7 separate regions of the Homo sapiens genome follow, and all the other regions are linked to region 1. A link is a contact called in ENCODE Hi-C or POLR2A ChIA-PET data. All regions are on one chromosome and are shown on one strand. Each heading gives the region's core, a stretch centred on a gene start or an enhancer-like site at or near the end of the contact. The rest is flanking DNA. Distances are from core to core; before and after follow the strand shown. Region 1 holds the start of SP4 (Sp4 transcription factor). Region 2 holds the start of CBX3 (chromobox 3). Region 3 has its middle 67 kb from the start of LINC03007. Region 4 overlaps LOC107986772 (a long non-coding RNA gene). Region 5 holds the start of AHR (aryl hydrocarbon receptor). Region 6 holds the start of SPMIP4 (sperm microtubule inner protein 4). Region 7 holds the start of CYCS (cytochrome c, somatic).

Region 1 (3,714 bases), core at 522-3,021:
TATAAGATGGGGTAGACAATACCATGTAATTCTTTATTCGAATTGCTTTGTCTTGCTGCATGGCTTTGTCATCAGCTGATTTTGCAATTACCTTAACAAGCAAAGGAAATGCCAGTCAAGTTCAGCATCTGGGACCTCCTCACCATTGCAACATGTCAGGCCTCAGGCAGGAGACAAAAATGCCCAAGGCTGAGTGTGAAGCCCAGGTAAGAAGTGAGACAATGGCTTTGAGCCTGGGGTGTAAGCATGCCTTGTTCCCAAGGCCAGTATTTACATGTGGGGTCACTTCCACCTTTGGTACAGTTAATCAGGCGCTGATTACGTTCCATGGCATCATCCTGACTTCAGGACTTTGTAGGAAAGCTGAGGCAGGACACTGCTCAAGTGCATTTGACAGTAAGATGCTTTGTGCAGCCAGATGTTAATTCCACTTGCCCTTACGCTTGCTTACGCTACACCGTAAGCGGGGCTGACCCTTATGGAGCTGGGCTTTTCTTCGCCCGGAGACTCTTGTCAGATAAGGCTTAGAACTCCGCCAACCACTTAGGCTTTTAGGCAAAACGCGATGCAACCCTTCTTAGAAGGCGGGTCACTGCTCTGCACCAGCTGCCAGCCAGAGAGACAACAAATAAAAATGGAAGATCCTTCTCCGTGAGAAAACAGGCCTCGGACTCAAAGCAGGGGGCCTGAGGGGAAGGTGAGCAAAGAAAGGCAAGGCGAGGGCGCTGCTTCAAGAAGCCGGGTTCATTCAAACCCCGAGGACAGCAAACCCCGCCTCCCCACGCCGCCGCCCGCTCAATCGCCGAGCGCTCCGGGTGTGAGCTCGCCCCGCGGGGAGCGGCTTGGAGCCGAGGAGGCGGCGGCAGAGGTGGTTTGGGCAGCCCCGCGCGGCGGATAGGCCCAGGCAAACAACACCCATTCCCCCTCCTCCTCGCTCAGTTCAACTCCCACTCGGCCCCGGCCACGCCCTGCCGCCACCGCCCCCTCGGGCAGCTTTCCGCTCGGCAGCCAGGCCTCGGTCGGGGGCGGGAGAGAGGCGGTGCCTCGAAGAAGGCACCGCGACCGCCGGAAACTACGAGTACCGACAGCCTTCGCGGTAGTGCCCCACCCCCTTTCTCCCACCACTCAGCGCGCGTCACCCTGGGCTCAGCCAATGGAGACAGAGCCAGGGAAAAAGGGCGCCCGGGTCCGGATGCGCCTCAGGAAAGCCATGCTCCCTGCGCGGGGGCAGCGGGCAGTTCACCCAGCGCGCCGACCTGTTGGTGGTCCGCGCGCGCCCACGTCCGCCGCTCTCGCTTGCCTGGATCAAGGGCCCTACTTTTTTCTTTAGTGGCAATTGGAGGGATTGCTGGAGGGGGTTTTTGAGTGGAGGGCGCTGGGAAATGAGTAGGGGGCGGGATATCCTGAGACAACAAGTTTGGCTGTATGGAGGGCCTACCGGCAGCGCTCCTGAGCTAGAACGCCGAGAGAAAGAGCGCCAGAGGAGCCAGGGAGGAGGAGAAGAGCTGCTAAAGGAATAACCCCGAGAAAGGGGGTGGAGAGGAGGCGGCCCCAGCGCCCCGGCCCCCGGCAGGTCGGCGGCCAATCCGCTGGGGGAAGGGGTGGAGAGTCGGAGGCTCCGGCGGAGAGAGGCCGAGGGGGGTGGGGAGTCGGCCAGGCTCGCACCGCCCTGGCCCCGCCCCCGACCCGCGCCGCCGCCCGCGCCGCGCGCCGCCGCTGTCAATCAAGGGCGAGTCAGCCGGGCTCGGGCGGAGAGAGGAGCTGCTACGCCACAGCCCAGCGGCGGCCATTCGCGGAAAAAGAGGCAGAGCCTGTGCCAGCTACAGCCTCCTCCGAGCCACCGCGGGCGGGCGGGACCGGCCTCTCCTCCCGCCTCGCCCCCACCCCCACCCACCTCTATCCCAGTGTCTCCGTCTGAGGGTTTGTCCTGTTAATGCGGGATGAGCGGTACGTATTCTCCACCCCCCTCAGTCTCCTTCGCCGCCTCCCTCTCTCCCTCCCTCCCCAGACCCTGCTCGGTTCTCCCCCCTCCCCCGGGGCCGCTGAGATGCTTTAAGGGGAGGAGGAGAGGGCGGGAGGGAATCGGGGAGGGAAGGAGGGTTGTGTTTTGTCTTAATGTCTGAGAGAGAACAACCTCCTTCTGGGTGTTGCTCTGGAGCCGATGGGTCGGGTTTCAAACCACGTTTTGTGATATCCCCCTCCTCCCTTCCCTCCTTCTCCCCCACCCCCTGCCGGTGTGCGTGGATCGCGGGTTTATGGAGATTAATGTTCGGGGGGAGGGGGGAGAAGAGGAGAGGAAGAAGACGAATAATAATAATCCTAATAACCTGTTGTCGTGTGTGTGTGGTGGGGGGGTTTGTTGCAGATCAGAAGAAGGAGGAGGAGGAGGAGGCGGCAGCGGCAGCGGCGATGGCTACAGAAGGAGGGAAAACCTCTGAGCCAGAGAATAACAATAAAAAACCCAAAACCTCAGGCTCCCAGGTAAAAGCAAACAAATTAAAAAAATTCATCACGACACATTAGGAGAGAGAGGGAGTTATGCCCTTTGAATGTCCAGAAGTAACAGAATAAAATGTTTATCCACTCAAAGCATCTTTCTGAGAGTGTGGAACTTAAATTGTAAATTCATCAAGTTTTCACCTCTTTGAGGGTATAACGCTGTTTAAAATTACATCAGGAATTCAGACTATAAGAAAACGGTGTGTGTGTTCCCAAGGGCATTTTGAGTTTAGGAACATAACACTTTACAAAGTTGTAAAGAAATTTCCTTTTATTTAAACTTGATATTATAGGACTTGCTTCCTTATTCATATAGTTCTTATCTACTTTTGTTCGTATTTCTTTTTGATTTCTGCTGCTTCCTAAATTGTTATGTAGAGCTGTCAAAATAAGTAACCCCCTGGCAACTACTGGCCTCCACTAAATCCGCCCACTTTTTTTCCCCCCCCCCTCTCCTTTACCGTCCCATTTTGGGTAGGACTCTCAGCCCTCTCCTCTGGCTTTACTGGCAGCTACTTGCAGCAAAATAGGGACTCCTGGTGAAAATCAAGCAACTGGACAACAACAAATTATTATAGATCCAAGTCAAGGATTGGTGCAACTTCAAAATCAACCACAACAGCTAGAACTGGTAACAACGCAACTTGCTGGAAACGCTTGGCAACTTGTTGCCTCCACTCCTCCTGCTTCAAAAGAGAATAACGTTTCTCAACCAGCCTCTAGTTCGTCTAGTTCTTCCAGCAGTAATAACGGGAGTGCATCTCCTACAAAAACTAAATCAGGTAATTCTTCCACCCCTGGTCAATTTCAAGTCATACAAGTACAAAATCCAAGTGGTAGTGTACAGTACCAAGTAATTCCACAACTTCAGACAGTGGAAGGTCAACAAATTCAAATCAATCCAACTAGTAGTTCATCTCTACAGGATTTGCAGGGTCAAATTCAGCTCATTTCTGCAGGTAATAATCAAGCTATACTCACAGCTGCTAACAGGACAGCTTCTGGGAATATTCTTGCTCAAAACCTGGCAAATCAGACAGTTCCGGTCCAAATTAGACCTGGTGTTTCAATACCACTGCAGTTACAGACTCTTCCTGGTACTCAGGCTCAAGTTGTAACAACCCTACCAATTAACATTGGAGGAGTGACTCTAGCTTTGCCAGTGATAAACAACGTGGCTGCCGGAGGAGGGACTGGGCAGGTTGGCCAGCCTGC
Region 2 (3,714 bases), core at 447-2,946, 4.8 Mb after region 1:
ACCACTTCTACTTCTTGATAGAGAAAGCACACTAAGAAAATAAAAGAGTTATAAGGAAAACGCTGAGAGGAAGGCGAGCCATGAAAATGGCGGCCGCCAAATCCGGTTCCCGGGAGAGAGGGGGAGGGGAAGCTCCGCAGCCTCGCTCACGAGGACCTGCTGCCCGCCGAAACGCTCGCCGAGGAGACGCCGTGGCCCCCGAAGCAGCGTGCTTTAGAAAGGGAATAAGAATTCCCGCCTCCGCGCCCCACTTTCACCCCAGCGGGGCAGCGTCCGCCATGTGAAAGCTCCCCATCCCCCACCCCCAGTGAAGGGAAATGGCGCCGGGAGGCTGAGGGTGGGGAAGCTGTTTGTACGCTCAGGCCTCCGCTCAAGACCCCGTTCATAAACCTTAAGCCCCACTGCTACTGAATTGGTCCGATTTCCTGCCTCTCTCCCACGGAGGCGGCTGGCCGACTTCCACTGAGGCGCCAACGGCCTCGCCATGCCCTTTTCAATAACTCATTGATTTCAAACCCGTTACCTCCATCGCGGACTCAGTCGCTTCAGCCCGATTTCCCGCAGCCGAGCGAGATGAGAGAGATCTCCGCGGACGAACACGAACCGGACTCGTCCTGGCGCTGTAGTGAGAACTGCCGCTGCTCGAGAAACAACTCTGCGAGGAGCACCTCCGCACGGGACCCGGCGCTGCTGCTACTGCCGCTAGAGCCGCTGCCGCCGCTTTTCTAGAACCTTCCCCCCCACTAACGCGTCTTCCGCTACGTCAGGCCGTCGCGTAAACGCCCTATCCGCCGCCAATGGCGGGAAGGCTCTACGCCCCACCTTACGCCAAATGCGTACTCCTCCCACCCTTGCGGCCAGAGACAGTACCCGACGTTACTTCCGTAAATGCGCTCAATGAATTGCGGAAGGCTAGAGTCCTGCTAGTTACTACCTCTTGGAATAGGGTCCCGCCCCCTGCCTTGGCGCAAGGCAGGTGAGAAACGGTCGCGCAGTTTGAAATTAACGCCGACGGGAGGGGCTTAATCCGCAGCCTGGAGATCCAGCCCCCTCAACCCGGGAGGTGGTCCCTGCAGTTACGCCAATGATAACCCCCGCCAGAAAAATCTTAGTAGCCTTCCCTTTTTGTTTTCCGTGCCCCAACTCGGCGGATTGACTCGGCCCCTTCCGGAAACACCCGAATCAACTTCTAGTCAAATTATTGTTCACGCCGCAATGACCCACCCCTGGCCCGCGTCTGTGGAACTGACCCCTGGTGTACAGGAGAGTTCGCTGCTGAAAGTGGTCCCAAAGGGGTACTAGTTTTTAAGCTCCCAACTCCCCCTCCCCCAGCGTCTGGAGGATTCCACACCCTCGCACCGCAGGGGCGAGGAAGTGGGCGGAGTCCGGTTTTGGCGCCAGCCGCTGAGGCTGCCAAGCAGAAAAGCCACCGCTGAGGAGACTCCGGTCACTGTCCTCGCCCCGCCTCCCCCTTCCCTCCCCTTGGGGACCACCGGGCGCCACGCCGCGAACGGTAAGTGCCGCGGTCGTCGGCGCCTCCGCCCTCCCCCTAGGGCCCCAATTCCCAGCGGGCGCGGCGCGCGGCCCCTCCCCCCGCCGGGCGCGCGCCCGCTGCCCCGCCCTTCGTGGCCGCCCGGCGTGGGCGGTGCCACCCCTCCCCCCGGCGGCCCCGCGCGCAGCTCCCGGCTCCCTCCCCCTTCGGATGTGGCTTGAGCTGTAGGCGCGGAGGGCCGGAGACGCTGCAGACCCGCGACCCGGAGCAGCTCGGAGGCGGTGAAGTCGGTGGCTTTCCTTCTCTCTAGCTCTCGCTCGCTGGTGGTGCTTCAGATGCCACACGCGTCCCGGGGGCCCGGTTCTCCGCTCCCCTCCCCTCCCCTTCTCGCCGGACCCCGCGCCGGGAGCTGCGGGAAGGAGTGGAGGGTCGGGCGGTGGCCTCGCGGCTGGCCTGGCGCGCGGCCAGCGCCGGTAGTTAGTGGGGGGACTGCTCTGCCCTCGAGGGGGTAGGGAGCTGTGGCGACGGTTGCCCCATTTCGAGACAAAGCGCATTTCCCCCTCCCCTCCCCCACCCGCGTTCCGGCGGAGGCGCCCCCTCCCCCAGCCGCCACGCGGGGCTGGGTCGAGACTTGGGCCTCCCGGAGGGCGGCGCGTGGTCCCGCGTCCGCGAGGCCTGGCGGCGCGCGGCCGGCTGTCCCGAGGCTGCGGCGACCGCCCAGTTAACGTGGCCGCCGCGGGGGTAGGCGCGTGCGGTGTGGCGCAGTGCCCTTGAGCCCCCGTGCCGCGGCCTTTGTTTCTCCCCGCGGATGCGCTGACCACGAGGCCCGCGCTCCCGGGTGGGGGCGGGCACCCGCGCTTAGGCCTCTGGACGCCGGGCTTCAGCGGCGGGGGTCGGGAGCGGGTGTTTGCAAGAGGTGATTCTTTTTTCAAAGTGTCACGAAACGGGGTTGAAGCATCTTAAGTTTTTTCCTTTTGTTATTTAATTACCGATTGGAAAGAGGGAGGGTTTCTGAGCAGAAACCAAGTTGGGATTGCAGAACAGAGAAGATTCACAGTGCTTTACCGTTGTGAGTTGTTTGGGTAATCGTGCCTGGTTTTAAACCGAAAGGATTGTCCTTTAAAAATGGAACATGGACTTTATTATAAATGGGACTTAGATTGGAAAAGACATTGGTCCCCTATTTTAAGCCATGTGAAGCTGTTTTAGGTACCAGGATCCCCAGTAAAGTCTTTCTAGACTCACATGGTTAGGACACGTACTTAAGTACATCATAAGCAATGTAGGTAGGAGCGCAGATCTACTCTGGATTTGTATTCACGTTTGAAATGTGCGCTCTCTACTTGGGGGTTGGAATCCAAACAGAATTTGTATTTAGTTACCTTTTTTGTGTCATGCAAACTTACCTTAACTGTCATGCATTTTTCTAGTAATAGCTCTTCAAGTCTGCAATAAAAAATGGCCTCCAACAAAACTACATTGGTAAGTTAATGAAAACCTAAAATATGTAAGGATTTAACTCAAGTTTTTTTTCCCCACAGTATAACTTTGCATCTCTGTGGCTGAGAAATTTACATCCACATATTTCCCAGCTCTCCCAGTGTAAATTACAGGGGAAAATTAAGAGAAAAACGAATTCATTACAGGGAGATACTGGCTTGGCTTAATAGTGTCTTAACTAGTTCAAAGAAGGCTAATCTTTGAAGGACAGTGCAATGTGGATTTTGCTGAGGATTTTTATCTTCAAATAGAAATACACACATTTTTGCAGCGTTGAAAAATGTTACATAAAATGGTAAAGCCCTTGTTGGTTGGCATAATTTTTCTTAAATCCCCAGAATTCTGGAGAAGTATTTTCATTAAAGCCCAATTTAAAGAACAAGGTACCTTGTGCACCTAGGTTGGAGCAAAAGTCATTGAATCTTTCAAATTACTTTGGTCACTTTATCTTGTTTTAACTTACTCTAAAACATAGAAGAATATTAAGTTTAATTCATTGCAGTGTTTTGTTTTTTAAACAAAATGATCGAAATCGCAAATATGAGCCAGAAGGGAGAAAAGGCTAGATTTTTTTTTTATCTTATTCAGCCATGTCATGTTACAAGTTTTTTTAAACCCTGGAATATTCACATAAAAATCATGAAATTCAAAGTTACAGTTTTCACAATATTTAACATTGCATTAATCTTAAACACGTAAAGGTGAATGTTAATGTCTCCTAG
Region 3 (3,714 bases), core at 827-3,326, 4.4 Mb after region 1:
TATTCCAGTGACAAGTTTGGGAAAGGCCAAGGCAAGCAATTGAGTTGAACATTATGTAGCGTTTATATAGACCTTGCAGACGTCTGTGCAATATCCACCACTGAACACGTGAGGTCGTACTCAAGTCTCTCTGGCCCCTGGTAATGTGACTCCCTTCCTTTATTTGCATGAATCGCCTGGATTGGGTGTCAGGTTTTTAAAACGTCAAGGTTTACGCCTATTGTTGTCAACCAATCAGCATCCTACTTTGACGTGATTGGCTTCTACTGTAGGTGTCAATCATCCAAAATTTGCATACTACTCCTCAGGCCGCCGGGAGCCTGTCAGTCGGCTGTGGCAGCTGGAAGAGAAGGAATCGGACGGAGAAGAATGAAAAATCACTTTGCTTTCGCAAAGCGAAAGAAAAGTATTCTTTTCCTCATTATTTTTAAATAAATTTGATTGTATATTTACCTAATAAAATAAACATTCAATTAAACAAAAATAAGCAACTATCAAAGATTTGTTTACTAATTTTCGTAATGTTTACTGTTTCAATAAGTAGCCAAAGGAATATTAAAACACAAAAATATGAATGCTGATAATTTTATGTCATAAAGACCATTTTAAAACTAAAAGTGAACATGGGGTTTCTAAATAAAATTACCGTGGTAGCGTAAAAACACTGCTTTCAATACTTGGGCATGCTGAAAGTGCTGCATCCTAAGATAAAAAATACACCAAGGGGGGGATTTCAAAGAACATTATTTTGCTTTTAATAATCCTGTATTTCTGTCACTTTGCCCTTTTTATTTATTTACCGTGAACTCACAGACAGAATATTACTTGGAGTTTCTGAAATACTTGTGTTTGTACATTTCTCATCTTACACGTACCCACACACCCCAAAATAAAAAAACAAAGAAGAGGATCTCAGGGACTGAGAAGTCATTACCGGTTTTAAAATTCAGAATTCGTAAAACCGAAGCTCTAATTTGTCAGTTACAAAATTCTTCTAGAACCACTGTAATTTAGAATATGTGCAGAACTATAAGATGTTTATTATTTCTTTAAAATATATGTGAGTACAAACCAACAAGTTAACAGCTTATAATAGGAAAGCACTCTCCAGACTTCTGCCCATCTCCATCACGCCGCGGAAACTTGTCTGAAAGGAGAATTTGGATGCAACAGGGCAACGGAGCGACGTTTCTCCTCTGCACTAAGCCAGCCCTCGCCTCTGAAGAATTTTGTACTAGGCGTTCACTAGCACTGAGATGAACTGGAATTATTTCCACAGCATTAACCGAGTTAGGAAGTTTTTTTCAAACTTTGCATTTAACGGATTTTTTCCATCGGCATTTTATCTTTGCCACCATCGTTTTACTGGTTGCTGCATCTTTCTAGTTTTCTTTCCTTTTCTTTTTTTCTTGCTCTTATTCTACCTTTCTTTGCTTTCTCTCTCTCTTTTTTTTTTCTCCCAGTTAAGGATTGTCACAGTGTGCCGGGTGTCTTTGTAAGTTCGTCCCTCGTCTTCATGATTACAAGAGGCTGATATATGTGTACCTGTGCCTACAGGGGAACTGAACAGGGCTAAGTGAGTGCTGAGAGGAGCTGGGGGAGAGATGTGTGCTGCAGATGAAGGTACGGCTGGGATGTGAAGCTAATTTAGTGTGTGCTTTACAAGGAATGCACAAATCAACACAGCGCTCAAATTAAATCTCTTCTTGAGGGGCTTAAGTATCTTCTTCAGGAAGAGTAAAGCATGTCTTCTAGTTCTACTTCCTTCCCGGTTAGCCAGCTGCTGGAGAGCCCCCTCAGTAAATTCCTTCCAGATCGACCTCAGTGTGGGTGAGAGCGCAGTCTGTGACCACCAGCGCTTCTGACTCAGCGGAAAACGCCGGCAAACAGGACTACACCTCACCGCGGCGGCAAAAGCGGCCTCAGCTCCAGCACTCACAGCCACCACTTTCACCGTCGCCCCGCCACCACCACCTTCGCTGCCTCAACCCTGAGAGAGACACACACACACACACACACACACACACACACACACACACGCACGCACGCACGCGCGCGCGCACAAACACCTCTCCCTGCTGTCAATCATACATGCGCGCCATAGCGCGCATGCGCACTGGTGGACTCCAGCCCCCACCGATCCTACGCCCTGTCTCTGCGTCTGGGACCAGACGCACCAATAAGAGAGCGGATTCGGGGGCGGGCCACAAGGAAGTAGCCAATGAGAGCGCGGTTGGAAGCCAGGGCTAGAGAGGAGTAAATCCTTCTGTCGTCCCCGTTCTGCCGCCCCCGCGATGATTTATGCGTCCTTTTTATTATTTGTAACACTTTGGGAAGTTATTAAAAGGAAGATCTACTGCTTCCTCCTTTTGGGTTAAACTGGATGGCAATGTTTGTCACTGGCCCTTATTAGAGAAGAGTGTGGCGAGGTGGAGGGCCGTTGGACGCTGGGTTTGTTTGTGTGGGTCTTGTTTTTTATTACAAGACACATTATCCTTTTAATTACAAGCTGTAGACAGGGCCAACTTCGAAGGTCTTCGTGGCGGAGTGATCTTGGATCATTCAGGGGGCTGAAACCCGATGCCTTCTGACTTTCGCGTCCGTACTCTTGGCGTTGGGAGGAGCCTCTCAGGAAGGTGTTGCAACCTTTGGTTGTACCAGAAGGAAATAAGCAAACTCCCATCACCCCCACCCCCATTCCCCGCCCTAACACGGAGTAAACTTCGGCCTTTTTCCGCTTGGATGCTCATTAAGAGTTAGTTGACTTTGTAGCGGATGCAATAAAATTTGGATGGTTTCAGGCCCCCAAACAATCCTGGTTTCTGTTTTCCTCTCTCCCTAGGCACACCCCCAAGGAAATTGCCTTTTCAGCAGGCGCCTGCGGGAAAGAACCGCAGGAGACAGATTCCCTTTAGAGATCTGCATGGGGAGGAGGGAGATATGGAAATAAAGAGGGCCAAGGTAAGAGGACGGAGAGGCCATAGAGGACTTGCATGTTTGGGTGTGAGTTTTCTGGCCAACTAGGGGGAAAATCCACAAACCTGAGGTATCTGGTGGATGCGCTGAAAAATTAGCTCTCACCTGCAGAGTTACTCAACCCTCGTGCGCTTCTGCTCTGCCGGGAAGGGCCAGTCTCCGAGGGCGGAATAAGTATGGGTATTGAAAGGCAAGTAGGAAACAGCAAAAGAAAAGAACAGATACAAATTTTCTACTCCCGACCTCCAAACCAAAATCGCACTTTCAAACGTAAAACGCAATTCCAAGAAGACTGGGATGTAGGGAGTATGCGATGCCTCTGTTCAATAGGTCACTGTCAGGAACTTCAGTTTCTGGTGTTCAGATATTTGTATTTGAAATTAAGAAAATCAACGCAGGAGGGGTTGCTGGAGGATAAAGTGGGGTGACGAGAGACCGAAGGAGGGGGAGGAGGAGAGGGGTAGAAGGAACCAAGAACCATCTGATGGCAGAACTGGGCTGAAGGAAAACAAAACCGTGAACTTCAAAGCTCAGGCCTAATCTCCCTCAGGTTAATTTCTGCTTCCTAAAAAGTTTGATCAGGGTCATAAATCACTCGGTCCACCCTTGCCGGTCCTGCCTGGTTCCCCAAGGTTCTCTCCCCGCAGCCCGCTGCAGGGGCGCAGGGTGAGTCTCCAGCCCAAGACCGTCTGAGGCTTCCCGGGGCAGGAGGGCTCCCGGGGCTGAGTGGGCGCACGG
Region 4 (3,714 bases), core at 760-3,259, 4.3 Mb before region 1:
CAGCTAGTAATATGCCATTATGAGACATTAGTTTCCAAATTCCCCAGCTACCTACCTATAATATAAATAAATCTTAATAACTACTGATTTTAAAAATCTACTTTGAAGCTCAAGAAAATATTATCAAAAATGTTTATGTAGCAAGTTAAATGTAACTTTGTTTTTTCTTTTCCAATTTCTTTTTAAAATGTCTCTTCGCTTAGTCTCATTTATAGGACTTCCTTGACACTTTCAGTTCTTTGAACTACACCTTTTGTTAATTTTTTAGATTTATTAAGATTTTAGGGAAAAATAAAGAAAATTCAAGAGTGAAAAACTCAGTTATTTTGAGAAATATTTTTTATGACTAATATAACAGTGCAGAACTAAAAATGTCATCTATAAACATTGGTTTCCGTAGATCTGTTCCTCTAAGCAATTTCTTACTGCTTTTTGCTTTTCTTTTAATACATTTCCTGTTTCTAGTCTATAATTTCTGCTTAATTCTTTCCTATATTGGGCCGTCAACTCATTCTGTCATCTGCTTTATTTCCCTCTACATTAAACAATCACTTCCAGAGTACTTTCATTCAATATTTATACAAAAGGGGGGTTTTAATTGAAATTCATTAGAAAAAAAGCTAATTACTAACTTTTTAAAGAATAGATTCTTTTTCACCCTCCATTGAGAGATATGTTACAAGCAATGTGCTAAAACTATATTAGCATGATTTTAACACATGAATTCCCTGATTCCCAATCCTTTCACAGTTCTCCTTTATATCAAGATTTCATAAGCATTATACATTAAAAAAACAGTGAGAAGTACGTAATAGAGTATACCTACCAATATTTAGTATATTGGAGAAAAGCAGGAATACAAACATCCTATAAATGGCAACATATCTGATCATGAGATGACTGGAATAAATAAAAGCACAATTTATACTTAATTTATACTCACCTGAGATGTAGAACAGTTAATGCTTAGTCTTTGATCGCAGCAGAACATACAGATGATTTCTGCTAACATCAAAGATGAAAAGAGCATTAATTGTTCTACTTTTCAGTTGAACATATTATCAACTACAGCAAGACATGATATTCTTTACTTTAGAACTTTACAGTCTAAAGGGAGAATGACAAATATAAATGTAACTATAAGGTAAAATATGATCACTATCATAAAATAAAGGGTTTGATGACCTCAAAGGAAAGAGAAAGTGTGTCTCCTTGAGGGAACCAGGCTAAGTCTCAAGGAGGAGAGACCATTTGGGTTGGACTGATTAAAAAGTTGACAAGAAGAAGGGAACATGCTGAGCAAAGCTAGAGCGGGGAGGTAATAGTGATAGTTAAGAAACATGAACTAATCCAGCACAGGTTTGGGGTAGGTCAGGAGTAAGCAATAAGTAAAAAATTTGGCTAGATCTATATTTATTGAAGTCCTTAAAAATAGCCACCAAAGACTTTTGATTATTTTAACAAAGCTATCTAAGGCAAATTGGATGAAATATTAACATGATTGGGTTAAGAGGTCATCTCAGTTGTCTCTCTAGGTCTAGATTTCAAACGATAGTGTGCATACTTGTCTCTGGAGCAAATAAAAAAGCCAATGACTGTGACTAGGCCCAACCCTTGATTATGATTCACTTCATAAGCTATGGGGCCCAGAAATCCATATTTTTTATCAGGTGACTCTGTGCACATTAGTTTGAAGTTTGAGTGTCTAAGTGAAAGGAGAAAGCCTGACCTTGAGTGTGTCAGAAGAAATGGCTAATAGGTTATAGGTGAGATCAACCTGGCACTCTGACTGTAAAACCTGAATTTTTATACATGACTCAGTTTCAGTTCTGAGGCTTATTTTACTGAAGCATCAAAAACAATCAACGTTTCTTAAACTATACAGTGCTAATTCTCAGAATTGCTTCCTGAAGGTGACTGTAAAACTGAGCACTACCTTAACATACATGGTTTGTGGTTGGATCTAACAGGTTGGGACTAAATTGAGACTGCTTCTTATCCTCCTAATGTCTTAAAAGCCTGGTTGGGCTGCTAAGAGAGATTACAGGAAAAGAATACAGATGAGTTTGAATTCTCCCAGGGCAGGGATATTAACTAATTTGTCTCTTGTAACAGGGTCAATGTTTGTGGAATGAATAAATGAGTGAGTGAATGAATAAACAGGAAATGTGGTTGACTTTTGATGAAAGTTTATAGGACAGTCGTTCAAACACTATCAGAAAATCTAATGTCACCAATGTCCTATAAAATATTGTTCCAGGAAGGCGCTATGACTTTCTACCACAACTGGAAGCAAATGTAACACAAAAAGCAAAAACCTCCTTATTCTTTGTTGGCCTATATCTCCTATCCCAAAAAATACTTCCTTTTTCCTTGGAAAATTCTGGCAAAGATGTCATGAAGCTCCCCCTTAGAAGAGAGCCTCAAGGCAATACAGTTTGCTACAAGGCAAACTTTATTTGCTCCTAAGAATTGTAGCTGCAATAAACTCTGCATGAACAGTATTTACAAATATTCCATCACTTAGTGGAAAAAAATCTTGGGTGCTGCTAAGAATGTGTCTGGCTGGACAATGTTAAATTTTGGAAAACAACTATTTTCTAGGCTGTTTACTAGAATATAACTATCATCAAAATATATTCATGGAGCATTTTTTTTAAAACAGTGAGAATGCCTGTAGTTCAGTAGCTACTGAAGTAATCTCTCCTGTGAAAAGGAGGAGGCCAGCAATAAAGAACAGCATCTCTACATTTATACCCATACAGTATTATTTCTAATATGTTCGACTTGAATTCTCACTTAGATAAATAGATTCCATATGAACCTAATTAACTGGCGTTTCAGTTTCCAAAATGTTATGTAAAATGTAGTGTTTTAAATTGAAAAAATGCAGATGGGAATCTTGAAGGTGTTTGATTTATAGCTGATGCAACAGTTCCTTTTTCTGTTACAGCAGAATACTAACATTATGCTTAGATGATTTAAAGTAGATGCTGTTTATTTTATTTGACTTTCACTAGGATTATAAAGATGACAGTGCTCTACTACAGAAGAGATTTTCTTATTCTAACAGACAAATGCATTTCTAGCCATTATATCACGGCATACATTTTCACAATGTAAATAGCTATTTAATGGAAATGATGAGGCCACTAATGTAGACAAAGTAGCTATTGTCTGAGAGCCCCTGAGTCATCTTGTGTCACAGAAAATATAGTTATTAGTTTTAATCATAACCCTATGGCATTTTAGAAACCTTAGTATCTAACTTCAATATATAGAGATATATAATTAGGAAAATACTTAGACTTAAATTCCACATTGACTGGCATTATAAACTTTGCTTTCTAGTAATAATTAGATGGCTGATCAGAAACTATGTATTACATGGCCTTCCTTATGAAATGAGGCAGCTTTTAAAATTATGTATCATAGGCCAGCTGCAGTGGCTTATGCCTGTAATCCCAGCACTTTGGGAGGACGAGGCTGGTGGATCACCTGAGGTCAGGAGTTTGAGACCAGCCTCGCCAATAGGATGACACCCTGTCTCTACTAAAAATACAAAAATTAGCTGCGTGTGGTGGCATGCAGCTGTAGTCCCAGCTACTCTGGAGGCTGAAGCAGGAGAATTGCTTGAACCTGGGAGGCAGAGGTTGCAGTGAGCCGAAATTGTGCCATTGCACTCCAGCCTAGGTGACAGAGTGAGACTCCATC
Region 5 (3,714 bases), core at 891-3,390, 4.1 Mb before region 1:
TTTGAGAACCATGTTCCACAGTGCCAATACAGGAAGTTTCTAGATAATGGCAGCTCATTTTTTAAAAATGGCACTACACTATACTGTATTCACATGCCAGCAAAACTGTTAAGGTAAGTTCATGTCACTATTAAAATAAAATGAATTCTGGGAATTTTGTTGATATTCAATTTTAATCTTAATTATGCAAAGATCTGTTACTTAACTAAGACTATGTAACATAATATAGCATATGACTTCTGGATAATGAAAATAATCCTAAACTTAACCATAAAAAAATAAGGGTATGAAAGTCAAAATAAGGTAGAAAATGACTGCACCAAATAGCCAACAACCTTAAAAAGGGTAGGATTTTTTTAAATCACTAAATTAAGATTGGTTCATTGCATTTAGTACATCTCTTTTATGAAGAGGAGTTATAAGCTACAGAATCAATAAATTATGTTTTGATATAAATTTTTCACCCTTAAAGTTCCTAGCTAGGAGGAAATTATTCTTTTACACTTACACGTTTTAGATAGAATGGCTATAAGTAAGCACAGATAAATGAAGAAATGAAAGAGAAGGGAAAAATAGAGATGGTTGATTCTGCCTCTGCAATTGCTAATTCATAAACATCAAACTTTCCCAGTGTACACTGTCTTCTTTGGGAATTTGCTCCATCTTTTTCCTTAAACTGAAAGGTGGCTTACTGAGGCTATCACTTTCCTAAAGGTCTCCCCAATACTGCCTAATTATTTTCTCTTATCACAGGATACAGGGTGGATGTCCATCTACTTCCTTGTTGTCACTTCCCAGATCACTTTCACTTTATGCTCTTCTAAAATTAAAACAAAGATCATCGACCACAAAACACAATTGTTCTTTTGTAGCTCATGCTAGAATACCCTCTTTGTTACATCTCCTTCATTTTTCTGATCCAAAATTTAGTAGCCTACTATATCTCACCCACTGTCCTTCTTTCCTCCAGCTATGGTAGAGAACTGCTCCTCCAACTTTATGTACATTTGAATCACCTGGGAGTTCCTGTGAACTTCGGGTTCTGATTTAATAAGGACACCCAAAGAGTCTGCATTTCCTGTAACTCTCAAAAGAAGCTGTGGAGTACTCTGAATAGCAAAGCACTGTAAGTGCTGTTTCTGTTAGTATCTAATCTATTAGTCCTAATCTCCCATTTATGCTTTGGCACTCATTCCCTCCTGCTTTCGGTATCTTAATATCTATCATTCCTTCACTCTTCCCTCAGGTTCCCTACATAGTTTATCTCTACCCCCTCTAAGCCGCTCAGTATCGCCCATTAAAGAACTAAACCAAAACTAGAAAACCCTCATTTAACCCTTCACTCCCCCTACATACAATCTGATGTGTCTCTCATCCACAGCTAAACTTGGAAGAAAAATTGCCTGCTTGAGGATGCCATTTTGTTATCTTCAGCTCAATCCTGTACCCACTTCAATGTTATTTGCAGGCCCATTACCCCAACACTGCATTCACGAAAGTCATCAGTGACTACACATTGAGAAAACAAGAATGACATTTTCAGTTCTCAACTAATTTGAATTTCTCAACAGTATTCAATATTGTTAATTACTCCCAATATTTTTCCACATGGTCCTCCATGACACAATACATAATAGTCCCCTTATTATCTATATTCCTGTCTATTGTAAAGACTTCCCCCGCACACCAAAAAAGGTCAAGGAAACTCCTAGCCTTCAAGTCTCAACTCAAATCTGGCCTTCTGAAGCCTTCCCAACTAGGAAAATATACAGTCCCATTGGTTGTCTACCAGTTGTCTACCAGTTAATTGTAATTCTTAGCCACAAGTTAGCTGACCCACCGTCTCTCAAACAGGTGAAGTTAAGCTCAATATTTGGCATATCTTGATATACTTTGTACAGTCTAGCTACAATAAGTTTGCCTATGCACGAAGATGGCTACCGGCGGGGGGGGGCGTCCTTACGTCCTACGTCATCACGTGCCGGGATGAGGGTGGGGCCCTCAAGGAAGACGGAATGGAATCCAGATGGGCGGGGGCAAGCAGGACGGGGCGGGGCTACGCGGGATCTGGGCGGGGCGGGGCCGGTGAGGGGTCGGGGGTGCTCCTGCTATTCAGCCGGTGCGCGCGGCGGCGGGAGGCAGTGGCTGGGGAGTCCCGTCGACGCTCTGTTCCGAGAGCGTGCCCCGGACCGCCAGCTCAGAACAGGGGCAGCCGTGTAGCCGAACGGAAGCTGGGAGCAGCCGGGACTGGTGGCCCGCGCCCGAGCTCCGCAGGCGGGAAGCACCCTGGATTTAGGAAGTCCCGGGAGCAGCGCGGCGGCACCTCCCTCACCCAAGGGGCCGCGGCGACGGTCACGGGGCGCGGCGCCACCGTGAGCGACCCAGGCCAGGATTCTAAATAGACGGCCCAGGCTCCTCCTCCGCCCGGGCCGCCTCACCTGCGGGCATTGCCGCGCCGCCTCCGCCGGTGTAGACGGCACCTGCGCCGCCTTGCTCGCGGGTCTCCGCCCCTCGCCCACCCTCACTGCGCCAGGCCCAGGCAGCTCACCTGTACTGGCGCGGGCTGCGGAAGCCTGCGTGAGCCGAGGCGTTGAGGCGCGGCGCCCACGCCACTGTCCCGAGAGGACGCAGGTGGAGCGGGCGCGGCTTCGCGGAACCCGGCGCCGGCCGCCGCAGTGGTCCCAGCCTACACCGGGTTCCGGGGACCCGGCCGCCAGTGCCCGGGGAGTAGCCGCCGCCGTCGGCTGGGCACCATGAACAGCAGCAGCGCCAACATCACCTACGCCAGTCGCAAGCGGCGGAAGCCGGTGCAGAAAACGTGAGTGTCCCGAGCGCGTCCTCATCGCGGGGGCTGGGCGCTCAGGCACGCGGGTGCGGGAGGCAGCCCCACCCCGCCCCCAAATCCCTGCGATCCTGGGATTAGGTCCATTCCCGGCACTGCCCGTGGAATCGAGGTTTGGAGGCCGGCTGGGAGACAGAGGACTTGGATTCTCCCGTTTTCAATGATTGCATTTTAAAAATTGTCCTCCCACCCATCCTCTTCCCCCGCACCAGTGCATACACACCCTCTCACATTTGCAACTTTGTTCTTTCTGATTTGGTCCTGATTTGTTGACAGCTCTGATCTGCCTTGGGCTAATGGATTAGTTAGTATAAACCTGTCTTGAAATCTCCTTCCACTTTTCATATCCGCATGGGTTAGGTTAGAGGACGGTCTTAATTCTCATTCTTCGTAGAGTTTGGTAAGGCGAGATGTTTTAAAGAGCTAAACACATGCTGACTTTTACGAAGGGGCTGAGTGCCTCTAAAGGTACTTTTTGGTCCCCACCAACTGGCTTTGTGTTGCGCTCATATTTACTTATTTGGCAGCAATTTTGTAGCGCTCATCGTGACCATATCGGTAAAGTGGATAGAAGTGGTAGCAGGTGGGAGTGGATGCAACGGACAGGATACGGTGGAGGATTTGTATTCTTCAGACATCTTTTTCGGAAGCTTGCTTATCACTTTTGGGGTGGCTTTAGGGTCTGTAAAATAAAAGATTTAGAACTGCATTTGAGAGAGGTTTTCATTCTTAACATCTACCTCTAATTCTTTTCCCCTTCAAAGTTTTCTTCTAGTTGAGTGAGTACAAACTTGCTTTTGTCGTTGTCGGTTGATTTTGGTGGAATATTTGTGTGAGATGGCCAATTTTTTGTGTGTGTCAGAAAAAACTAT
Region 6 (3,714 bases), core at 358-2,857, 3.8 Mb after region 1:
AGAAGAGCCCCGGCCCGGCGCAGTGGTCACGCCTGTAATCCCAGCACTTTGGGAGGCCGAGGTGGGTGGATCATTTGAGGTCAGGAGTTTGAGAACAGCCTGGCCAACATAGTGAAACCCTGTCTCTACTAAAAATGCAAAAATATTAGCTGGGCATGGTGGTGCATGCCTGTAATCCCAGCTACTCTGGAGGGTGAGGCAGGAGAATCACCTGAACCTGGGAGGCAGAGGTCCCAGTGAGCCGAGATCGCACCACTACACTCCAGCCTGGGCGACAGAGCGAGACACCGTCTCAAAAACAAACAAACAAACAAACAAACAAGAAACAGAAGAGCCCCAGAACAATAAATGTTTTTCCTCACATAATAAAATACACGAATACATTAAAACTGCTTTTTCTTGTTTGCTTTTTCTAGTTTTTGTTTTACCTGTCCTCTGAGGCAGTTGGGCGAGTAACCGTCTGGAGGGGGTTGTGCAATTCATTAGAGTAAAAGGTGTTGGACAGTATGTCAGCTCCTTCAAGCTCCCTGCAACAGTAGGGCCTGCCGTGAATGACTTCCATGCTTCTTGGCTAAAAAGGCACAACCTGGAAAAGAAAAGGAGGGCACATTTGGCTTGTCGAGTCAAGGCAGGCAGAAAACACATTTTACACTGCTAAATTGTTCAACCTGACGCTGCACAGACGTCACAGGCTTCCCTCTGCACTGAAAGCCGTCAAATCAGTAATAAATAGAGACCTAAATAAGTTCTATGGAAATAAATTTCAACTGAAACAAATCCACAAAGTGGACGGTGCCTCCAAGTAGTCACCAGAATGATCATCCAGTAGGTTCGTACCAGTCCGCTACTTTGTGGCCATCAACTGACATTCAATTCCTGCCTTAAATTTAACTATAACTATTCAAGAAAACTCACTTGACTTTTAGCCTGTGGTCTTTCCGAAAATTAGAGACTCTTCATTCAACAAAATAAGCGCTGTCCTAAAGCCTTCGGGGATTCTGGACAAGAATCCCTTTGCAGATGGTGGAGTCAGTAGTGCAGCACGAACGGGACCCTAAAGGGGATTCCCGGTTTCCAACTGCGTCGGGGAGAATCCCACCTCTCTCTCGGACTTGGGGGAAGGCCAGGAGCCGGCGTAGCTGGGACCAAGGGTGCCAGGGGTCGAGGCCGAGCCTCACGGGCTGTCACTGCCCTGCAAGCGGTGCCTCGGGGGTCTGGACATACCTGGGACATGAGCCTGGGGGCGCTGCGGGACCGCGCCTCCCCTCCCCTCCCCGCAGCTGGCGGCCTTCGCGGGCCGAGGAATTTTGAGGTCGTCCGCACCTACGGCCCGGTGGAGCTGGCAGGCAGGGGCGGGGGCGGGAGAAGGACGGCGGGCAGGCCGGGGTGGGGTGGGGCTGGGGGCGCTTGTGACGGTGGCCGTGACCGCGGCATTAGGTGATGCGTCCTTGAGGGGCTGGGGGCTTCCGGGCGGCGAGCGGGGCGCAGTAGGAGGCTCTTAGAGACCTCGGAGGAAACCAGCCCAGCGCTACGGGACTGGCAAGAATGCGAAGAGGAACCGAGAGTGAACGGAGTGCGAGGCGCCGGGTCGGAGGCGAGAGGGGCTCTTCCGCCTTGCGACCCCTGGCCCCGCCTCCCGGTCCCTTGCCCCGCCCCTCTCGGCTCACCGCCCTGCCTCCAGTCGGACCCCGCCTTGCCCCACCCGCGCCCCGCCCCCAGGCGCCCTCTAGCGGCGGCGGCGATGGCGATACCAGTTTCTTTTTCCAGGGCTACCAGGTCTGGAGCTGTCTCAGGGCCGGCCAGGGAGCTCTCTCATGTGGACTGGGCGGAGGAGGAAGAGCTCCGGTCCAGTGGAGTCCCTGGTGAGGTCGGAGCATCCGACCTGTCCTCCCTCCCCAGGTCACCTCGCAAAAATTGGGGACAGTGTGGCCAGATAGAGGGTGGAGTCTGCAGGATTCTGAAACTGCAGCCCCTGGCATGGCGCCCTAACAGAGTCTCTGCTCCTTCCCTGGTGGGTGCGGACATGGCAAAGTCCTTTACTTGCCTCGTCCCCAGGGCCTAGCCCCACCTTGATTACCTCAGTTTTCCCCAAAAGATACAAATGTGAGCCATGAATCTGCACCTACAGGGTCATGAGTTCCTGTGATGGCTGACAATAAGGGATGTCACCCCCCCCTCGCCACCTGCCACCCCATCAAGGAATGGGATGTGAGGAGGTTAGGTTGTGTGTATATGTGTGATATGGTTAGGCTTTGTGTCCCCACTCAAATCTCATCTTGAATTGTAATACCCATAATCCCCGCTTGTCAAAGGAGAGACCAGGTGGAAGTAATTGGATCATGGGGGCAGTTTCCCCCATGCTGTTCTCGTAATAGCGAGTGAATTCTCACGAGATCTGATGGTTTTATAAGAGGCTCTTCTCCCTTCTCCCAGCACTTTTCCTTCCTGCCCCCTTGTGGAGAAGGTAACTGCTTCTCCGTGGCCTTCTGCCATGATTGTAAGTTTCCTGAGGCCTCCGCAGCCATGTGAGATTGTGAGTCAACTAAACCTCCTTCGTTTATAAATTACCCAGTCTTGGGCAGTTCTTTACAGCATTGTGAGAAAAGACTAATACAGTGTGGGAGGCTAGAAATGAGCCTGCAGGAACCAGAAGGTGAGGGTGAGAATGACCACCTCTGAGAAGAAGGGCGTTGAAACTGTGTGCCAAAGAGTTAAAGAAAACAGTCATAGAAATTCTTGAGTTTACAGGATGGCAGATAAAAGAAACAAATTGCTGAAATGCTGAAATGCCTGGGCTTGTAGGTTAATAAAACTGGCTGAAATCCACTGGAACATATAAGGCCAACTAGAGTCTGCACAGATCCAGCTTGCTGACCTTACAGCTGAATTTCTACTGCCATGTTTCATACTAACTCCTCACTGAATTTGCACGTGGAACCCTTAGGTAGCATGAAGAAATAAGAGCACATGCGCAAGGACTTTCCAGACTTCCTCTTTCCTTCCACCAAGCACCTGCTAATCCCAGAATCCACACTCAAAACCATTTCTAATAAAATAATTGTCCTAAAGCCAGCACAGGGAGACAGATTTGAGCTGGACTTCCTATTTCTTTGTTGGTTGACATGCAATAAAAGTTTTTATTTTATCAAAAACCCAGTGTTATAGTATTGACTTCTAGTGCCTCGGGCAGCGAGCCTCCTTTGCTTGGTAACAGTATGATGGTGCCTTTGCTATTCTCTGCCTACTTTACAACTTTCTACTAACCAACCAGTGGGCATTCATTTTGTGCTGTGCCTTCTATGTGAGTGTTACCTGGAGTGGGGGAAGAAAGGTGTATTGAAGTAGGCACAGTGGTAATTTTGTAGTCTTGGTTTATTTCTTAGTTCCTGCACCTCTGCCGACCTTCCAGTAGTTACCACCCACTAAGCCTAGAGGAATAGATCCTGCTGGAGACAGAGTTGTGTATTAGGTGAAACTGGCTTTTATCTTTGACATCTTTATTTCCCCTCCAATTTCTGGTAGTTCATTGTAAGCTTTTGCCCCTTTTCTGCTCCTCTGTGTTCAGGATCTCCCATTAAATTCCTTGTCTCCCCAGCCCATTTCATGTCCCCAGTCTTCCAGTACTTTCTATACTTCACCTTTTTCTCATCCTCAACCTTAGTCCTATTTTCCCATGGCTTGATTCTTCCTGGGAGGAATAACTGAGCATGATAG
Region 7 (3,714 bases), core at 1-2,500, 3.7 Mb after region 1:
AAGAGACCATGGAGATTTGGCCCAGTCTTGTGCTTGCCTCCCTTTTCAACGGTGTGGCACTGGGAACACTTCATAATAAAAATCTTCTTGCCTTTCTCAACATCACCCATATTTAATTCTAAAAACGAAAGCTTCAACTTAGTAAATTTTTCCTCAGGTAACAAATACAGTGTAAATGAATGACCACTCTAGCCACTTAATTACCAATCCATTGCTAATTTATGTCATTAAATACCAGAATGAATCTTGTTTTGCTTTAATACTCTTTATACCAAATATTCTTTAATACCAAAAACATTTTTAGGAGTACCTCCTCAAAAACGTATTTTTGTGTGTATACGTGAAGGAACGTTAAAGCCCAAGCAAAGAGGGAACCTAATTCAAACTCCAGTTTCAGAAGAGACAATCATGGTCACGAAGTCACAGATCTGAAGCTCAAGGGCGAACACATTAAGCCAAAATCACCACAACCGCAACTTTTAAAAAGACCTAACCATTTAATCTTACTACAATGTAAAGCCACCTCTCCCTGAGGATAACGCAAAGCACACAAATGTTTAAAAAGCGGTCCTGGCTGTTTCTATCTGCCCAGGTCACAGGAGTAGCTTGACACTCGAACTTGTGAATGGGAGCTCAGGGGCAGGCTGCACGGTCCCCCGGGGACATCCCAACTCCCCTACCTGTGATCTCCTGGGGCGACCACGAGGTCACCCGTCCAGGTCGGTTTCAAGGTGATTGATGAAACTCCTTCTAGGATGTCAGAACGACTGACGGAAGAAACATGTGCCCACGAAAAGAACTGGCCCCTTATTAGAAGAGCAACAGCTTTTGCCCTCTGAAGAAGAACGTGAAGCTCTAAGCTTCGGCTTTCCAGGAGGGAAGTCTTGCCTATCATTTCCATAGCCCTTCAGCAACCACTACGGAAGAGGCCGCCTCCTCCTCGGATCTGTATCCAAGCCGCCTCCAGTCCCTGACCGAGACCATACCTGTCCCTAGTTAGGGCTCCGCCGCACCTCAAGCCGTTACTCGCCCAGCTCGGTCTGACCACAGTCCAGGGTCTTCACTCCCCGCCCTCCCACCCAGCGCGGGCTCCACTCGAATGCTCCCCGCTTGGGTTTCGGTCGCTCGCAAGTGCGCGCCTCCCACAGCTCTGCCTCTAACCAGGTGCGGCCTCCGCGACCCGCTCTCACCTCTTTTTAGTCGCTGGCACAACGAACACTCCCGCTCCGAAGCCGGACGTCCCCACTCTCTAAGTCCAAGGACACGCCGGTCCGCGCTTAAGTACCGGTGTAAGTGCAACCAAACTCGCTCCGCGCTCCCGCGCCCTGACGTGCGGCCGAGCTGGCGGCTACGCAGTAACGTCGCCGCACCTCATTGGCTCCAGTCCCAATGCCTGCGCCAAGGACCTGCGCGCGCATGCTGGCGAGCATGTTAGGGTGTACGGCGTGCGTGCCCTTCTTCTCGAGGCTTTTCCCGGCCGTTACGACAGGCCTTTGGTCGTACGACAACGAGGTGGTGTCGGGAGAGGTGACGTCACTCGCGGGCCTCTGTGCGCTTGCGTGTGCTGGAGGAGCGGGGAGGGTGGGGCGGAGTCGCTTGGTTGGTGCGTTGCCCTGCTAAAGTATCAGTTCTTGGGCGTGGTGATGTAATGAGCTTTGAGCAGGGCGTTTTGCCGGTCCAGGAAAAGACGCCCTAATTTTGGCGCACCTAGAGGTCTCCTAGCTACCATCTTGTCAGCAGGCGACCTTTACCCAGACTCTGTCCTACTACCACGGCTGGCGCCAACAGCATCCTAGAGGGACAGCCTGGAACCAGGAGTTACACGAGTTGGGCACCAGCTCGTGACCTTGTTCTAGTTCCACCTATACTCTGTTACTTTCAGTCACATTCCAGCTCTCCGCTTGATGGACGCCCCAAGACTGAGGAAGGTGCTGCATTTGCGGCAGAGACAGGATTATCCCTCTGGAACTGAAAAATAAAATTAAGAGGATGCAATGATAACATTTATGTACCTTTTAAAATTTTTATGAGTACGAAGTAGGTAAATATATATATATACTTAAGAGGTACATGAGATATTTTGATACAGGCATACAATGTATAATAATCACATCAGGGTAAACGGTCTATCCATCACCTCAAGCATTTATCCTTTTTTTCTGTTACAAGCAATCCAATTATACTTTTAGTTTGTTTAATGTACAATAAATTATTGTTGAGTGTAGTCACCCTGTTGTATTACTAGACCTTATTCATTCTTCTTCAGTGGCGCCATTTAATGTCTCAGCCCCCCAAGTAGCTGGGACTACGGGAGCAAACCACCACGCCCAGCTAATTTTTGTATTTTTAGTAGAGATGGGGTTTCACTATTTGGTCAGGCTGGTCTCGAACTCCTGACCTCAGGTGATTCACCCGCATCGGCCTCCCAAAGTGCTGGGATTACAGGTGTGAGCCACCACGCCCAGGGCAAATAATATTTTATAACCCATTGTTTTAAACTGATGACAACATAACATTGATTGCATAAACAAAAATCAAAGAGAAAACTAAGAAAAACTCTGCACTTTAACTTCACTCTCCCCACTTTTAAAACTTTTTCTTGTTTCTATTTATATATTATTATACTATGTCTTGAAAAGTTGTTATAGCTATTATTTTTGATAAGTTAGGTTAATCTCTAAGTCTTTCTACTCAAGATATGAACAGTTTACACACAATTACAGTATTATAATATTGTGTGTTTTTCTGTGTACTTACTATTAGTAGTGAGTTTTGTACCTTCAGGTGGTTTCTTATTGCTTACGAATGTCCTTTTCTTTCAGACTGAGGAACTCCCTTTAGCATTTCTTGTAGGACAGGTCTGGTGTTGATGAAATCCCTCAGCTTCTGTTTGCCTGGGAAAGTCTTTATTTCTCCCTCACATCTGAAGGATATTTTCACTGGATGTACTATTCTAGGATAAAAGTTTTTTCCCTCAGCACTTTAAATATGTAATGCCACTCCCTCCCGGCCTGTAAAGTTCCACTGATAAGTTTGCTGCCAGACTTATTAGAACTCCTTTTTATGTTATTTGTTTCTTTTCTCTTGCTTGCTTTTAGGATTCTTTCTTTATCCTGGATCTTTGGGAGTTTGATTATTAAATGTTTTGGGGTGTCTTCGTTGGGTTAAATCTGCTTGGTGTTTTATAACCTTCTTGTACTTGAATATTGATATCTTTCTCTAGGTTTGGGAAGTTCTCTGTCATTATCTCGCTGAATAAACTTTCTACCCTGATCTCTCTCTCTAGCTCCTCTTTATGGCCAGTAACTCTTAGATTTGCCCTTTGAAGCCAGTTTCTAGATCTTATAGGTGTACCTCATTCATTTTTATTCTTTTTTCTTTTGTCTCTTCTGAGTGTGTATTTTCAAATAGCCCATCTTCAAGCTCACTAATTCTTCCTTCTGTTTGATCAATTCTGCCTGTAAGGGACTGCATTTTTTAGTACGTTAATTGGATTTTTCAGCTTCAGAATTTCTGCTAGATTCTTTTTAATTGTTTTAATCTCTGTTAAATTTATCTTGTAGAATTCTGAATTTCTTCTCTGTGTTATCTTGAATTTTGTTGAGCTTCCTCAACACAGCTATTTTGAATTCTCTGTTTGAAAAGTCACATATCTCTTTCTCTCTGGAATTGGTCACTTGTGCCTTCATTAGTTTGTTTGGTGAGGTCGTGTTT

Evidence for each region. Hi-C counts contacts between places; a loop is a spot of excess contacts on that map. ChIA-PET counts read pairs that join two places held with the same protein, here RNA polymerase II (POLR2A). Pooled maps may share reads with other maps.
Region 2: a map of CD8-positive, alpha-beta T cell shows a loop between it and region 1 (20-fold over the local background). The contact joins the promoter of CBX3 here to the promoter of SP4 in region 1. A Hi-C loop is called at or near these places in 3 of 168 maps with a recorded cell type or tissue (CD8-positive, alpha-beta T cell, ascending aorta and naive thymus-derived CD4-positive, alpha-beta T cell), 1 of 37 single-sample maps with no recorded cell type and 8 of 50 pooled maps. POLR2A ChIA-PET finds 5 or more read pairs at or near these places in 1 of 52 experiments (CD4-positive, alpha-beta memory T cell).
Region 3: a map of endothelial cell of umbilical vein shows a loop between it and region 1 (20-fold over the local background). The contact joins the enhancer-like site here to the promoter of SP4 in region 1. A Hi-C loop is called at or near these places in 2 of 168 maps with a recorded cell type or tissue (endothelial cell of umbilical vein and naive thymus-derived CD4-positive, alpha-beta T cell), 4 of 37 single-sample maps with no recorded cell type and 14 of 50 pooled maps. POLR2A ChIA-PET finds 5 or more read pairs at or near these places in 1 of 52 experiments (naive thymus-derived CD4-positive, alpha-beta T cell).
Region 4: a loop to region 1 is called in a map of CD8-positive, alpha-beta T cell, with 15 times the contacts of the local background. The contact joins the enhancer-like site here to the promoter of SP4 in region 1. A Hi-C loop is called at or near these places in 2 of 168 maps with a recorded cell type or tissue (CD8-positive, alpha-beta T cell and naive thymus-derived CD4-positive, alpha-beta T cell) and 6 of 50 pooled maps. POLR2A ChIA-PET finds 5 or more read pairs at or near these places in 1 of 52 experiments (PC-9).
Region 5: a loop to region 1 is called in a map of B cell, with 18 times the contacts of the local background. The contact joins the promoter of AHR here to the promoter of SP4 in region 1. A Hi-C loop is called at or near these places in 4 of 168 maps with a recorded cell type or tissue (B cell, CD4-positive, alpha-beta memory T cell, ascending aorta and 1 more), 1 of 37 single-sample maps with no recorded cell type and 15 of 50 pooled maps. POLR2A ChIA-PET finds 5 or more read pairs at or near these places in 2 of 52 experiments (CD4-positive, alpha-beta T cell and activated CD4-positive, alpha-beta T cell).
Region 6: a map of CD8-positive, alpha-beta T cell shows a loop between it and region 1 (13-fold over the local background). The contact joins the promoter of SPMIP4 here to the promoter of SP4 in region 1. A Hi-C loop is called at or near these places in 4 of 168 maps with a recorded cell type or tissue (B cell, CD8-positive, alpha-beta T cell and naive thymus-derived CD4-positive, alpha-beta T cell), 1 of 37 single-sample maps with no recorded cell type and 10 of 50 pooled maps. POLR2A ChIA-PET finds 5 or more read pairs at or near these places in 1 of 52 experiments (BJ).
Region 7: a map of PC-9 shows a loop between it and region 1 (19-fold over the local background). The contact joins the promoter of CYCS here to the promoter of SP4 in region 1. A Hi-C loop is called at or near these places in 4 of 168 maps with a recorded cell type or tissue (CD4-positive, alpha-beta T cell, PC-9, ascending aorta and 1 more), 1 of 37 single-sample maps with no recorded cell type and 16 of 50 pooled maps. POLR2A ChIA-PET finds 5 or more read pairs at or near these places in 5 of 52 experiments (BJ, CD4-positive, alpha-beta T cell, CD4-positive, alpha-beta memory T cell and 2 more).

What each region holds. Positions count from the first base shown.
Region 1 is chr7:21,426,312-21,430,025 of GRCh38, forward strand. It overlaps SP4 (Sp4 transcription factor), which reads left to right and starts at 1,772. Exons shown (of 6, transcript NM_003112.5): 1 at 1,772-1,947; 2 at 2,366-2,481; 3 at 2,978-3,714. The coding sequence starts at 1,941. RefSeq lists silencers at 706-1,095, 1,476-2,065.
Region 2 is chr7:26,200,049-26,203,762 of GRCh38, forward strand. CBX3 (chromobox 3) reads left to right here and starts at 1,697. Exons shown (of 6, transcript NM_016587.4): 1 at 1,697-1,778; 2 at 2,923-2,974. The coding sequence starts at 2,951. It overlaps HNRNPA2B1 (heterogeneous nuclear ribonucleoprotein A2/B1), which reads right to left and starts at 698. Exons shown (of 11, transcript NM_002137.4): 1 at 524-698. The coding sequence starts at 529. RefSeq lists enhancers at 1-113, 22-141, 114-1,086, 252-641 and a silencer at 1,582-2,401.
Region 3 is chr7:25,855,000-25,858,713 of GRCh38, forward strand. No RefSeq gene overlaps it. Among named protein-coding and RNA genes, the nearest start is that of LINC03007, 67 kb to the left of the region's middle. RefSeq lists an enhancer at 1,739-1,818. Within about 2 kb of position 2,077, at least 20 of the 41 ENCODE cell types and tissues checked have a DNase peak (open chromatin) inside an H3K27ac peak, as active enhancers do; they include endothelial cell of umbilical vein, where a contact is called at or near this core.
Region 4 is chr7:17,137,466-17,141,179 of GRCh38, forward strand. All of the region lies in intron 1 of LOC107986772 (a long non-coding RNA gene), which reads left to right. It overlaps LOC101927609 (a long non-coding RNA gene), which reads right to left. Exons shown (of 12, transcript XR_007060234.1): 10 at 827-900. Among named protein-coding and RNA genes, the nearest start is that of AHR, 160 kb to the right of the region's middle. Within about 2 kb of position 2,010, at least 4 of the 41 ENCODE cell types and tissues checked have a DNase peak (open chromatin) inside an H3K27ac peak, as active enhancers do; they include CD8-positive, alpha-beta T cell, where a contact is called at or near this core.
Region 5 is chr7:17,296,512-17,300,225 of GRCh38, forward strand. AHR (aryl hydrocarbon receptor) reads left to right here and starts at 2,141. Exons shown (of 11, transcript NM_001621.5): 1 at 2,141-2,818. The coding sequence starts at 2,754. LOC101927609 (a long non-coding RNA gene) reads right to left here and starts at 2,809. Exons shown (of 12, transcript XR_007060234.1): 1 at 2,549-2,809. RefSeq lists silencers at 2,416-2,565, 2,616-2,725, 2,766-2,815.
Region 6 is chr7:25,178,747-25,182,460 of GRCh38, forward strand. It overlaps SPMIP4 (sperm microtubule inner protein 4), which reads right to left and starts at 1,608. Exons shown (of 10, transcript NM_138811.4): 1 at 916-1,608; 2 at 429-586. The coding sequence starts at 562. The region is part of intron 1 of LOC124901603 (a long non-coding RNA gene); the gene reads left to right. RefSeq lists silencers at 1,114-1,393, 1,454-1,843.
Region 7 is chr7:25,124,010-25,127,723 of GRCh38, forward strand. CYCS (cytochrome c, somatic) reads right to left here and starts at 1,251. Exons shown (of 3, transcript NM_018947.6): 1 at 1,191-1,251; 2 at 1-118. The coding sequence starts at 110. It also overlaps a transcript of SPMIP4 not described here. RefSeq lists enhancers at 176-720, 721-1,264, 1,412-1,661.